Regions from separate parts of the Homo sapiens genome. Here region 1 is linked to region 2. A link is a contact called in ENCODE Hi-C data. All regions are on one chromosome and are shown on one strand. The core of a region is the stretch at or near the end of the contact, and the rest is flanking DNA. Distances in the headings are between cores, read along the strand shown.

Evidence for each region. A loop is a pair of places that touch in the nucleus more often than their neighbours do. Pooled maps may share reads with other maps.
Region 1: a map of IMR-90 shows a loop between it and region 2 (6-fold over the local background). The contact joins the promoter of DLEU7-AS1 here to the enhancer-like site in region 2. A Hi-C loop is called at or near these places in 3 of 168 maps with a recorded cell type or tissue (CD4-positive, alpha-beta memory T cell, HepG2 and IMR-90) and 10 of 50 pooled maps.

What each region holds. Positions count from the first base shown.
Region 1 is chr13:50,804,064-50,810,365 of GRCh38, forward strand. It overlaps DLEU7-AS1 (DLEU7 antisense RNA 1), which reads left to right and starts at 3,792. Exons shown (of 5, transcript NR_046551.1): 1 at 3,792-3,923; 2 at 4,477-4,643. It also overlaps a transcript of DLEU7 not described here.
Region 2 is chr13:49,854,622-49,860,847 of GRCh38, forward strand. No RefSeq gene overlaps it. Among named protein-coding and RNA genes, the nearest start is that of KPNA3, 65 kb to the left of the region's middle. Within about 2 kb of position 4,015, at least 10 of the 41 ENCODE cell types and tissues checked have a DNase peak (open chromatin) inside an H3K27ac peak, as active enhancers do; they include IMR-90, where a contact is called at or near this core.

The sequences.
Region 1 (6,302 bases), core at 2,542-5,041, 950 kb after region 2:
GAATGAACAACATTTATTAATTTCACCCTTTTCCCACTAATTGAAATGTCATCACGTCCTAAATATTTTAATGTCAGGTAGGGCTAGTACCATGTATTTTCTATTTTTTCCCCTGAATTTTCCTGGTTATTCCTGCTTGTTTTTTTCCTTTATATGAACTTTAGAATCATATATAGACTCCCAAATTTTATTGATATTCTTATAGGACCTGTATTAAATGTTTATATTTTTTTAGAGAGAATTGAAAACTGTCTGATACTGAGTTTCCCTCACCAAGAATATAATATACTTTTATATCTGTTCAAGTGTTCTTTTGTGTCCACAAGAGACAGTGTAATGTTGTTCGTTTTATGGGGTTTTTTTTTTTTCTGTTGTTGTTGTTTTTGTTTTTGAGACAGAGTCTCACTCTGTCACCCAGGCTGGAGTGTGGAGTGCAGTGGCATGATCTCAGCTCACTGCAATCTCTGCCTCCTGGGTTCAAGTGATTCTCCTGCCTCAGCCTCCTGAGTAGCTGCAACCACAGGCATGCACCACCACACCCAGCTATTTTTTAAAAATTTTTATTAGAGATGGGATTTCACCATGTTGGTCAGGCTGGTCTCGAACTCCTGACCTCAGGTGATCCGCCAGCCTAGGCCTCTCAAAGTGCTGGGATTGCAGGTAGGAGCCACCACGTCCAGCCAGTTAAAGATTTTACATAGGTTTTCACATCTGACAAATTTATTCTAAATATTTTCTAGTGATATTGCTATCAAAAATGAAGTATTTTCTTCTATTATGCCTTTTTTATTTTAATATAGGAAGGATGATGATTGTATATATTTACTTTATAACCAAAGACCTAACTGAATTCCACTATTGTTCTAATATTTTTTTTCAGTTGGCTCACTTTTTATATAATAAAATTTTTACTTTTATAATCTACAAGCAATTATTATTTGTCTTTTTCTTTTCTAATTTGTATACATTTTCTTTCTCTCTTGTAAAACTGCATTGCTTAGGATGTCTAGATCAACGTCTATGAATAGTTGTGGTAGTAGACATTCTTGTCTTGTTCCTGACATTAATATAAATATTTCTGAGTTTCCTTATAGATTATAGCACTAGCTTTTAGATTGAGATTAGTATATTGCACTAGGTTAAGGAAGTATCTATTGCCATTTATTGACAGTTTTGTTTTGTTGTTTATTTGCTTGTTTAGTAAGAATGGATGTTGGAGTTTATCAAATGTCTCTCAGCATCTAGAAACATGATTTTTAATCTATTAGTGTGGTAGAAATATATTAATAGATTTCCTAATATTGAACCATCCTTGCATTCTAGAATAAATATAATTGCTCATGGTGTGTTAGTTTTTTAATGTGTAATTGGATTTTGTTTAATAATGCTTTATATTCATAATTTTTGTGTAATAATCCTAACAGTTATTGTTTTATTATTTTGATTTTCTTCTTCAAGAACACCAATTATGCATATGTTTGATTTTTTTATATATTTTGCATCTATCATATAACCCTTTTAAATATCTTTTTTATTTATTCTTTTTACTCATTTTTTTCTAATTCCGTCTTCCACATGTCTAGCTATGCTTTCAGCAATGCCCTGTCTTCTTTGTGCAGTTTCCTACCACTTCTCATTCAGCTTTATCGCCTTTCCTTTTTCTAGAAACCTCACCACTTTGAGGCCCAGGGAAGCACTCAGTCAAGCTGACACACCCTTATTGCTAGAGAACAAATATCAGCAAACTATAGCCCATTGGCTAGCTTTCTTTTTTGGGAAGTAAAGTTTTATTGGAATATAGATATGCCCATTTGTTTATTGTACATGGTTGCTTCAGCACTACAGTGGCAGAATTTGATAGTTATGGCAGAGACCATATGGCCCAGAAATTCTAAAATATTTACTATTTGGTTGTATAAGAAGTGGTTTGCTGCCCTCTATTGTAAAAACCTCCATTTACATTTCAGTATGTATCACTTAGAATTGTGCTTTTATGACTTTCTTGAAGCTCAGAATCCACAGGCATCTTCACTCTGGTACTTCCTATGTCCTATGCCACTAAGTCTTCTCTCTCTCTCATTTAAAAATCTCTGTTGTTTCCTAGTTTTACAAAGGATAAGCTTTGCATTACTGTTTTTCTTGATTCCCTTGATGTTTTGGTTGGTTTTTCTGAGATATGAATAAGAAAATACTCACTTAGCTCTGCATGTTAAAATTGGAAGTCCTCAGATAATATTCCAAGAAATTATTTTTTATTTTCATCTTTGGTTGGTTGTTTTTTGACCATTGGATAGAGATCTTAGCATACTAAATGTCTTTATCCTGAATATATAGAGATTTTCTCTCCTTAATTTAATGATTTTATGACTTCTGCAATTCTTTTAGTGATTATTTAGTTCTCAATGAAGAACATAAACACAACTTTTTAAAAAACATGTATTAGTAAGGAAAAATTTGTTTTATATTTTCTATTGCCCTAAATTCTGACTCATATTAGACAGCTCGGAGTAATATTTAATACTTGAAACTTCACAAGTAATTACAAATAAATAAATGCTATAAATATTAAAAAATAGGAGCAATCTCAACTTTATCCTCACATTTTTCTGCTAAGACTTATTTAGTTACATATTGGGCTTATTTTAAAATTTAACCAAAATTATTTGATCTTTAATTATGTTTTTACCTAGAAATGTATATTTAAAAATAAAGTGTAATTCCAGTTGTATTTATACTATTCAGAATTTCAGAAGTCTGTAATCCCAGCTACTCGGGAGGCTGAGGCAGGAGAATTGCTTGAGCCTGGGAAGTGGAGGTTGCAATGAGCAGAGATCGCACCATTGCACTCCAGCCTGGGTGACAGAGCTAGACTCACTGCACTCTAGCCTGGGTGACAGAGCTAGACTCCCTCTCAAAAAAAAAAAAAAAAAAAAAAGTCGGTCTGCTCCTCTGCCTTTTTTTTTCCTACTTTTAAGAGTAGTCTGCCTCCGCAAACTTTAGTAAAGAAGTACTAAAATTAAGTGTGTTAAATGGTGTTAAGATATATATAAAAATTAATTTTTAAAGAGAGTTTAGATTGTTATCTTTAAATTTTTTTATACATTTCATAAAACATAAGTATTTCCTAATCATTAATAGGTTTTAATGAGCTTTAGTAGATGAGCAGAAATATCAGAGATATAAAATGATACTATACCGGCTTCCTTAAGAAGCTTTCTATTATTTCTTAGAATCCTGCTTTATTCTCTTTCTTGAATTCATACATGGCATTTAAAAATCTCTTAAAGATGGTCATCAAAAACAAACAAATTTTTTAAAAGATGGTATTTGACATCTCCCCTCCCTCCTCCTGCTTCTCTCAAGCACCAGTTTCCAGGTACCACTGCCTATAAAGCCTTTTCCAAACACAAATTTAATCTTTGAGTGTTGAGGTTTTTTTGGTGTTTTTTTTTTTAAGGTAATGTATTATCCTATGCAATGATATTGAGCTTTTGACTGAGAAATTGTGAAATCAAAAGTAAAGTATAGGAATTCCTTAATGGACATTTCAAGAACTTTGAAAGGCTATTGTAAGGGGAAGAAAGAGGGAAAATCTGTTTCAGTAGGAGACCTTCTCACCTCTTTACTCATAAGCCAGCCCGGGCATCATATGACTTCATCAGACTGCAACTTACTGTTCTCCCCTTTGTGGGGAGTGTCAAATGCTATAATAGAGTTCTCCAGTCTGAGGTCAGCGAAAGCTTCTCAAAGGAGATGATGCCTGGCTAAAGGGACTTTCTTTCTGAGAAAGGGATCAGCATGTGCAAAGATGAAGAGGCATAAGGACTGACCAGTGGGTCACGGCAATGAGACATTTACTGCTGACCTCCAAGAGAAGACTTCCATTGAATGAGAGGAAGATCTACACTACTAATGATCAAACTGTGAGTGTTTTAGCTTTGTAGACTTATCAGGAACTTGGGAGATCAAGAAGACAGGATCAAACAGCAAATGGAGCTTTATCAGAAATGAAGAAAAGCATTTCTCCACAGTCCTAAGCTAAACCCTTTCTGCTAGTCCCAGTTCTTATATGTGCATCAAGGCAAAAAAACATTAATCAGAACAGGAATGTTTGATTGCTCATTCAAATTTGAAATAAGCAGCTTCCATTCTTCTAACCTTCCCTGGTGGGGCCATAACATTATCAATCAATATCAAGTCTGGCATATCATTGGCTATCACTATCCAGTGAGTATCTGAGGCAGCTGAAAGAAATTGGGGCATCCATGTAAGAATATTCATTTTCTATCATTATTTACTTAAATATGTAATATATCAAGATCTGTTAGACATATTTAAGTATATATACTTATATGAGGTTGGGGGTCCCTGCAAGAAGTACCAAGTGTTTCTAGAAGAAATGTACTTGAATATAATCGCTGTATAATCACTGTGAGAACAGAGTTCCATATCTGTCCTGTACATGCTTGTCTCTAGTACCTGGAGCAGTATCTGACACAGATATGTGTTGAGTGAATGGATGAATAAATAGATAGAAGGAAGATCCTCCAACTATGAAGTTTCTTCTTTTCTTCTGCTGCTGTTGAGTAGATGAGGGTGCCAAGAAATAAGACAGCAACACCAGGAAGAAGAACAAATTTGGGGTGAGTAGGGGTGGAAAGGATGACTGATTTATAAATTGGGTTTAGGAGCCAAGAGTTATGCTCTAGCAATTGGGTATAGTAGAAGATATTTAAATAAGAAATTGCTGATATTCTTGCAAACTGAGCTTTTCTGTAAAATCATGAGTTTAGAATTCTTTATTTCAGAAGGAAAAAAAAAAACTTAGAAAGGTCAGTTGGAACAAAAAGGGAAATTAAAAAGCCACAGAGAGAAACAACTATGGTGTCCTGGGGTACATTTAAAATAAGAAGGTACTTAAGCAAAATCATTGCGTTGAGGACATTTTCTTAAATAGGATCAATTACCAGTGTCCCAGTCAATTCCACATGTCAAGAAGCTTGTCTACCTACTTGACTGACCCAGGCCTAAAAATGATAATAGCAACTTGGTGGAGTTATCTAAAGTTTGACAACCTTTCCTCACCAACCGGCAGCCCCATAGGACATATTAATCACTGCAGTTTTTACCTTGTACCAGATATTTAGAAAGTAAAACCGAAGAAATTTATTTCCATGTGTTTTGGTTGAAAAAAAGAGACGTTTCACTCAATCTATTCCAGAAAATATAGCCACTTTGGGACTGAACATTTCTTTCCATCTTAGCCCAAAGGCAATCACATTAGGGACGTTGTATGCAATTGGGGTGATAAAAATTGAGCTGTGGTCTAACCTATTGCATAATTTTCATTCTAAAATTACTTGACGCCGGACATAATGGCCCCATCAGTCAACCTATCATCTGGCTAGTTAAATGAAGTAAAATAACCTCAGCTGGTCTCAGAGGAGTGAGAATTCAACTGCCTGAGGGGTTGAGATTTCCTGAGAGTTTGTTCTGGATCTCTGTTGGGTCAGCCAGCATGCAATCTTACCTTCTGTCTCCACGGAAAAGCCCATTCAGGCCAAGGGAGAAGCTGCTTTAGATGAAGGCTGTAACCCAAGATGGAAACACTTAACCAGGCCAAAAACACTTTTTTCTTTTTGGTGGATCCAGTGCACAATGATTGTTCCTAATTAGGAGGTCTGACTTGAAAAGTTCTCCCCAAATGCCAGGAGAAAGTTCTCCTTAAGTGTCTTTGCAAAAAAGATACAGTGGGACAGAAAGTCAGTATTGATTTAAGGAACACAGCTGCATAAACAATGTTCATTCACCACAAGAAGAAAATTTATAGTATTTGTCAGGGAAAAGTAAACACGTTAGGGACTCTGTTTGTGACACAGTGTCACACATGATCCTTTGAGCCAGCAGGGACAAGAACAGATCAACAACAGAAGCAGCTTTCTCATGATGCTTGGGGTAGCACTTTTTTTTTTTTAACCTAACCCATTTTCTGCTTCATATTTTAAGAGGACATTACATTCAGACCATTGATACGTCTGTGGATGTTGGGGAAAGAGAGGAAACTATAGTGATGAGTCCTCTACCATCCTCATTCTCTATACTTTCCGGAAAAGAAATTCTGGAAAAAAAAAAAAAAAAAGCTAAAAAGCTAAATTCTCTTAAGAATTTCAGTGGTTGTAGGCATTCACTCCTGAAGCTATTTTTCCCCCAGGTTTGGGATTTGGCCCAGCCTTACAGAAATGTTTTCCAGACTTTAAATTTCATGGAGAGTTAAAATTGGTTTTAAACCCAATACAGAGTTT
Region 2 (6,226 bases), core at 2,765-5,264:
ATTCTACTAAAAATACAAAAAAATTAGCTGGGTGTGGTGGCACGCACCTGTAGTCCCAGCTACTCAGGAGGCTGAGGCAGGAGAATGGTGTGAACCCGGGAGGCGGAGCTTGCAGTGAGCTGAGGTGGCGCCACTGCACTCCAGCCTGGGCAACAGAGCGAGATTCCGTCTCAAAAAAAAAAAAAAAAAAAATTGAGGCTACAATGGCACACAATTTTATACTCATTCATCTGGTAAAAATTTGAATGGTCTGATAACACCAAATCTTATCAATGCTGGTGAGAATGTAAAATTGTATAACTACTTTGGAAAAGTTTGACATTTTCTCCTAAATTTGGGCATTCATATACTATTATGGGTTGAATTTTGTCCCCTAGAATAAAATGTTAAAATTCTAACTCCTGGAACCTTCAATGTGATCTTATTTGAACTTTGCAGATGTGAGTAGCTAGGTTATAATGATGTCATACTGGGCCCTAAATTCAATAGGACTGGCATCCTTATAAGAAAAGAAGAGGCCAGGCACGGGTCTCATGCCTGTAATCTTAGCACTTCGGGAGGCTGAGGTGGGTGGATCACCTGAGGTTAGGAGTTCAAGACCAGCCTGGCCAACATGGTGAAACCCCATCTCTACTAAAAATACAAAAATTTGCCAGGTGTGGTGGCGGACGCCTGTAATCCCAGCTACTTGGGAGGCTGAGGCAGGAGAATTGCTTGAAACTGGGAGGCGGAGGTTGCAGTGAGCTGAGATTGCACCATTGCACTCCAGCCTGGGGGACAAGAGTGAGACTTCATCTCAAAAAAAAAAAAAAGAAGAAGAGGAGAGACAGAGACAGAAACACACAGAGGAGAAGACCATGTAAAGACAGAGATAGAAATTGGAGTGATGCATCTACAAGCCACGGGGTGTCCAGGGATGCTGGCAACCATCAGAAGCCGAGAGAGACATGGGACAGATTTTCCCTCAGAGGCTCCCATAGGGAACCAGCCCTGAGGACACTTACTGTGAGATAACACATTTCTGTTTTTTTGAGGCACCCAGTTTATGGTAATTTGTTAGAGCAGCTCTATGAAACTAATACACATACTCAATGACCCAACAATTCTACTCCTAGGTATAGACCCAACATAAACCATTTCATGTGTACAAGTGACTGCATAAGGAAGTTCACAGGATTTCAGTTCACAACAGCAAAAACCTGCAAAGAACCTAAAAGCCTAACTATAAAAGACAGAATAAATAAATTGTAGTAAATCCACGCAATGGAATGTTATTCAGCAGTCAACATGAATGAACTATAGCAATGAGGGGGTCTATCTGCAGACCCTGACCCAAACGATGGATGAATGAAGTACACTGACACACAGATATTCTGCTATGCCAGTCCAGCTGAGTGTCTGGGCCACTTACAGACTCCAAGCAGAGTGCTGTAAACAGTCACGACCATGGCCCTGACCAACTAGTGAGACTCGCATTTATTTAGTAAAGATGAATTGACAAAGGCTTGAGTCAACACCACCAGAGGGTAATTGACATTGTGGACTTCCTGTAGAAAGTAATTAAGCACCGGTGGTAGATCAAAGGTTAGTCTTAAACAACCTAGCTAGATACACTACTCTGCCTTCTTCCTTACCCACTTGAAGCTTTTTACTCAAGGTAAGGATTAGGTTGCCTTCAGCCATTGTCTTATCCTGAGACTTCTGTAAAAACCTTCAGGCCTTCCAAGAAAGTTTGTGTTTATTTTTATAACTATCTTTAATATTTTTCCCACCAGCCTGATTGAACTCCCACATAACAACACACAAAAATATGAGGAATCTTAACAATATAATAATAATAAATGAATCTAAAGAGTTTACATATTCTGCAATGCATTTTTAATAAAATTTATGACCAAGATAATAGTTCCTTTTTATGAATGCAAATACGTGCAATTCAACTATATGAAATGGAAGGCAAGGAAATTGTTTTTTTATTTTTTTGCAAACACTATGGTGACTTAAAGGCAAGGAAATTGTTAACATGGAATTCAGCAATATGGCTACCTTGAGTAGACAAAGGCAGAGGGACACGATGGGAAAAGCAACCATATGGTTAGATGTAGGTTGTTGTCAAGGTCTTAGTTTTTGCTTGAGATGGTGGGTTCATGAGTATTTATCTATGTCTACAGCTATGTTTATATGTATATTAACATAACAATATTTAATGGAGGAGGCCACTTAAGGACCACAGAGGAAAGTATGCCATAAATAGGATTAGAACTAATTCTTTTTTTTTTTTGTCTTGAGACAGAGTTTCACTCTTGTTGCCCAGGCTGGAGTGCAATGCCGCGATCTTGGCTCACTGTAACCTCCGCCTCCTGGGTTCAAGTGATTCTCCTGCCTCAGCCTCCCAAGTAGCTATGATTACTGGTGCCTGCCACCACACCCAGCTAATTTTTGTATTTTTAGTAGAGATGGGGTTTCACTATGTTGGCCAGGCTGGTCTTGAACTCCTGACCTCAGGTGATCCACCCGCCTTGGCCTCTCAAAGTGCTGGGATTACAGGTGTGTGCCAACGCATCTGGTAGATTAGAACTAATTCTAATCCAATCCTGTGCATCTGGGGCTAAACATCCCCCAAATTGTTGGGCTTTCCCAGATTTGTCCATGATTCTACAAACTGGTGCTTCTGGCTAATTCTGATTTTCACAAGGGTCTGGAAATTGGAATATTTTTTCCACGCTAACTCTATGACCTGCAGTGTGGCTAACCAATCTAGACCAAACATGCAGCTCTGGATTGTTCAGGATTTAGTGTGCCAATTTAGATAGAAAGCTCAATTAATTAAAATAAAGAAGCACAGAGACCAAAAGTTCATTGAGTTCAAGTAGAATCAGCTCAATGGGTGGGAAAAAGAAAAAAGAATCAGTTCCTATAAAAAAGGACAGCATAGTTGCTAGAACCCTCTAGAGATGTACAGATATTAGATAGTTTTGGCAGGAAGTGGTGGCCAAAATACATGAAACAACAACCTGAAAAAATAAGAGTTAATCAGGGATTACAGCAGGGATGAAAACAAACAAGCCAAAAAGCCACAGCAACAACAAAAACAGGTGGAAGATAACAGGAAAATCTAATCTTCACTGCCCATGGGCTGGAATGTAATGTTTTGGCTATGTTTTTCTTCTTCTTTTTTTTTTTTTTTTTTTTGAGACGGAGTTTCGCTCTGTCACCCAGGCTGGAGTGCAGTGGCGCGATCTTGGCTCACTGCAAGCTCCGCCTCCTGGGTTCACGCCATTCTCCTGCCTCAGCCTCCCGAGTAGCTGGGACTACAGGCGTCCGCCAACACGCCCGGCTAGTTTTTTGTATTTTTAGTAGAAATGGGATTTCACCGTGTTATCCAGGATGGTCTCGATCTCCTGACCTCGTGATCTGCCCACCTCGGCCCCCCAAAGTGCTGGGATTACAGGCGTGAGCCACCGCGCCCGGCCTTGGCTATGTTTTTCTTGGTAAACATCTCTACTATCTGCTTTTGAAATGATGGAGCTACCTTTCAGTTTTAAAAACAATATATTTCAGGCATCTCAAGTAATCCACAATCTGGAGGCAAAAGTCAAGACTGAGTTGACAGAGCACAAATCTGTTTCATTTGACTACATTAAAGAGGTTTGCATTCTTTCAAGGGCTTACTAGCGAGTTGTTCAGAAGCAGTACTGACACGGGGGCCTGGGATTGTTGAGGGATGCTTATGCACAGAGAGGAAGGTTTGCTAATCCAGGAGCACTGAATCATCATGATGTAAACTTGCAGGACTTCATGGCTTCAGTGATACATCATTGATCTTTAATTCCAGTCCACAGAACTTTTTTTTATGGTAAGGAAAAGGATATGGGAAGAAAAAAGTATTATAAGCATGTTTCTCATATTTCTTCCCTCTTTTACCCTATAAATAAAAGAGCAAAGGTATTACTGAGCAAATGTTCTCTTGAAAAACTTGATTTCTTCTTATGCTTGGAAATTTTGCTATAGAGATAGTCATTGCTACTGTTTACAGTAGACATTCCAACCCTGAAAACTAAACTCTGAAGTATTTACTATGCTTAGATAAATCACATATTTGTCCTCATGAGTACAGCCTGTTCAGGTTTGTACATACCATTGCGTAATTCCCTAAGAACTCTTTCCAATTTAAAAGGATGACTTTGGACACCTTTGTGGAAGTTGATAGGAAAGATTTTTGCTCTTTAAAATACTTGTTAAATAGGCCAGTTAAAAGTATGCTTTGTACTGAATTTTGCCTTTATCAGTAAAGGCTCCAAGAATGTTGATAAAATAAGAGAAAAAGAAATTGGGCTTTTCTCCTGCCAGAATTGGAAGGGAGAGACCCAAAACTAAGAACGGAAAATCTGTCATAATAATGGCAGAATCCTCAAAAGAAGATACACAAATAAATGCAGCTGAGGAACCTGGAGACTTCCCTGGTTTCTGTCCCTTGTGAGACTTCAAATCATAAAATACCCTAATATCTTTCTGTAATCTTCTGTCATGTTCTAAAATGTCTAAAATATTGAAACAGTCCTTATTATCAGAAAAAAGTAATCATGAACAGAGCCCAGAATATGGTATAAAACATTACCTTACTGTTCTCATCATGTCATTGTTCAGTCCTACCTCCAAACAATGTCCCATGAGAAAACCCAGAAGACATCTCCCTCACTAAAGCATTGAGAAATGCATTAATAAATGGAGCACCTGCAACCTCTTTCAAAGGAGAGCTCTGTGGTTGCTCTCTTCTATAGGGTAGGTGGAAAATATGCCATTGACATGGTCTCCCCAATTTCAATGATGGGATGATGGGATCTCAGAGTGGCATAGGTAGGGGTGGCACTGAATCTCCAAGGACAAAGTAAATGCATCCACTGTAAAGGGCAATCAGAATGCTTTGGCCTGCAGACATATTTGATGGTGGTTAAGTTATGGTGTTCTTAGGAATGAAATAGATGGGCAATCTACCATTGTATTGCTTGATCTGTAACAGAGGGAAAAATTCTAGGTCTGGTAGCTAAAAACCTGATGAGTCACTGCAGTGGACAGTCATGGCCTCTTGTGTTGAGATCTAAGTCAATTCACAGAGCCAAAGCTCCTTGATTAAAGAGGAGGCTGGGAGCCAGGCACAGTGGCCCATGCCATCCCAGTGAGTCAGGAGGCTGAAGCAAGAGGATTGATTGCTTGAAGCCAGGAGTTTGACCTCAGACCCTACGAAAAAATTAATCTAAAATGTCGGGGCGCGGTGGCCCATGCCTCTAATCCGAGCACTTTGGGAGGCACAGGTGGGCAGATCACAAGGTCAGGAGTTTAAGACCAGCCTGGCCAACATGGTGAAACCCTGTCTCTCTAAAAATACAAAAATTAGCTGGGGATGGTGGCATGTGCATGTAATCCCAGCCACTTGGGAGGCTGAGGCAGGATAATTGCTTGAACTGGGACCCGGGAGGCGGAGGTTGCAGTGAGCCAAGATTGCACCACTGCACTCCAGCCTGGGCTACAGAGGGAGACACCATCTCAAAAAAAAAAAAAAAAAAAAAAAATCTAAAATGGATCATAGATCTAAATGTAAACCTAGAATTATAAATCTACTAGAAAAAATATAGGACAAAATCTGTGGGACCCTGGCATAAGCAAAGTTTTCTTAAGTAGAACACAAAAGAAGATATAAAAGAAATAGATGGGGCTTGGCATGGTGGCTAACATGTGTAATCCCAGCACTTTGGGAGGCCAAGGTGGGCTGACCACCTGAGGTCAGGAATTCGAGACCAGCCTGGCCAACATGGTGAAACCCCATCTCTACTAAAAAAAAATTAGCCGGGCATGGTGGCACATGCCTGTAATTCCAGCTACTCAGGAGGCTGAGGCAGGAGAATTGCCTGAAGCTGGGAGGTGGAGGTTGCAGTGAGCCGAGATCACACCACTGAACTCCAGCCTGGGCCACAGAAGAAAATTCCATCTAAAAAAAAAAAAAAGAAAAAAAAGAAAAAGAAATAGGTAATCAGTTGGGCTTCATCAACATTTAAAACATTTCTCTTTGAAAGTCAGTTAAGAAAATGAAAGTCAGCTAGGTGTGGTGGCTTACGCCTATAATCCCAGCACTTTGGAAGGCCAAGGCAGGAGGATCACTTGAGCTCAGGATTTCGAGACCATCCTACGCAACAGAGCAAGACCCCACCTCTAGAAAAAATTTTAAAAA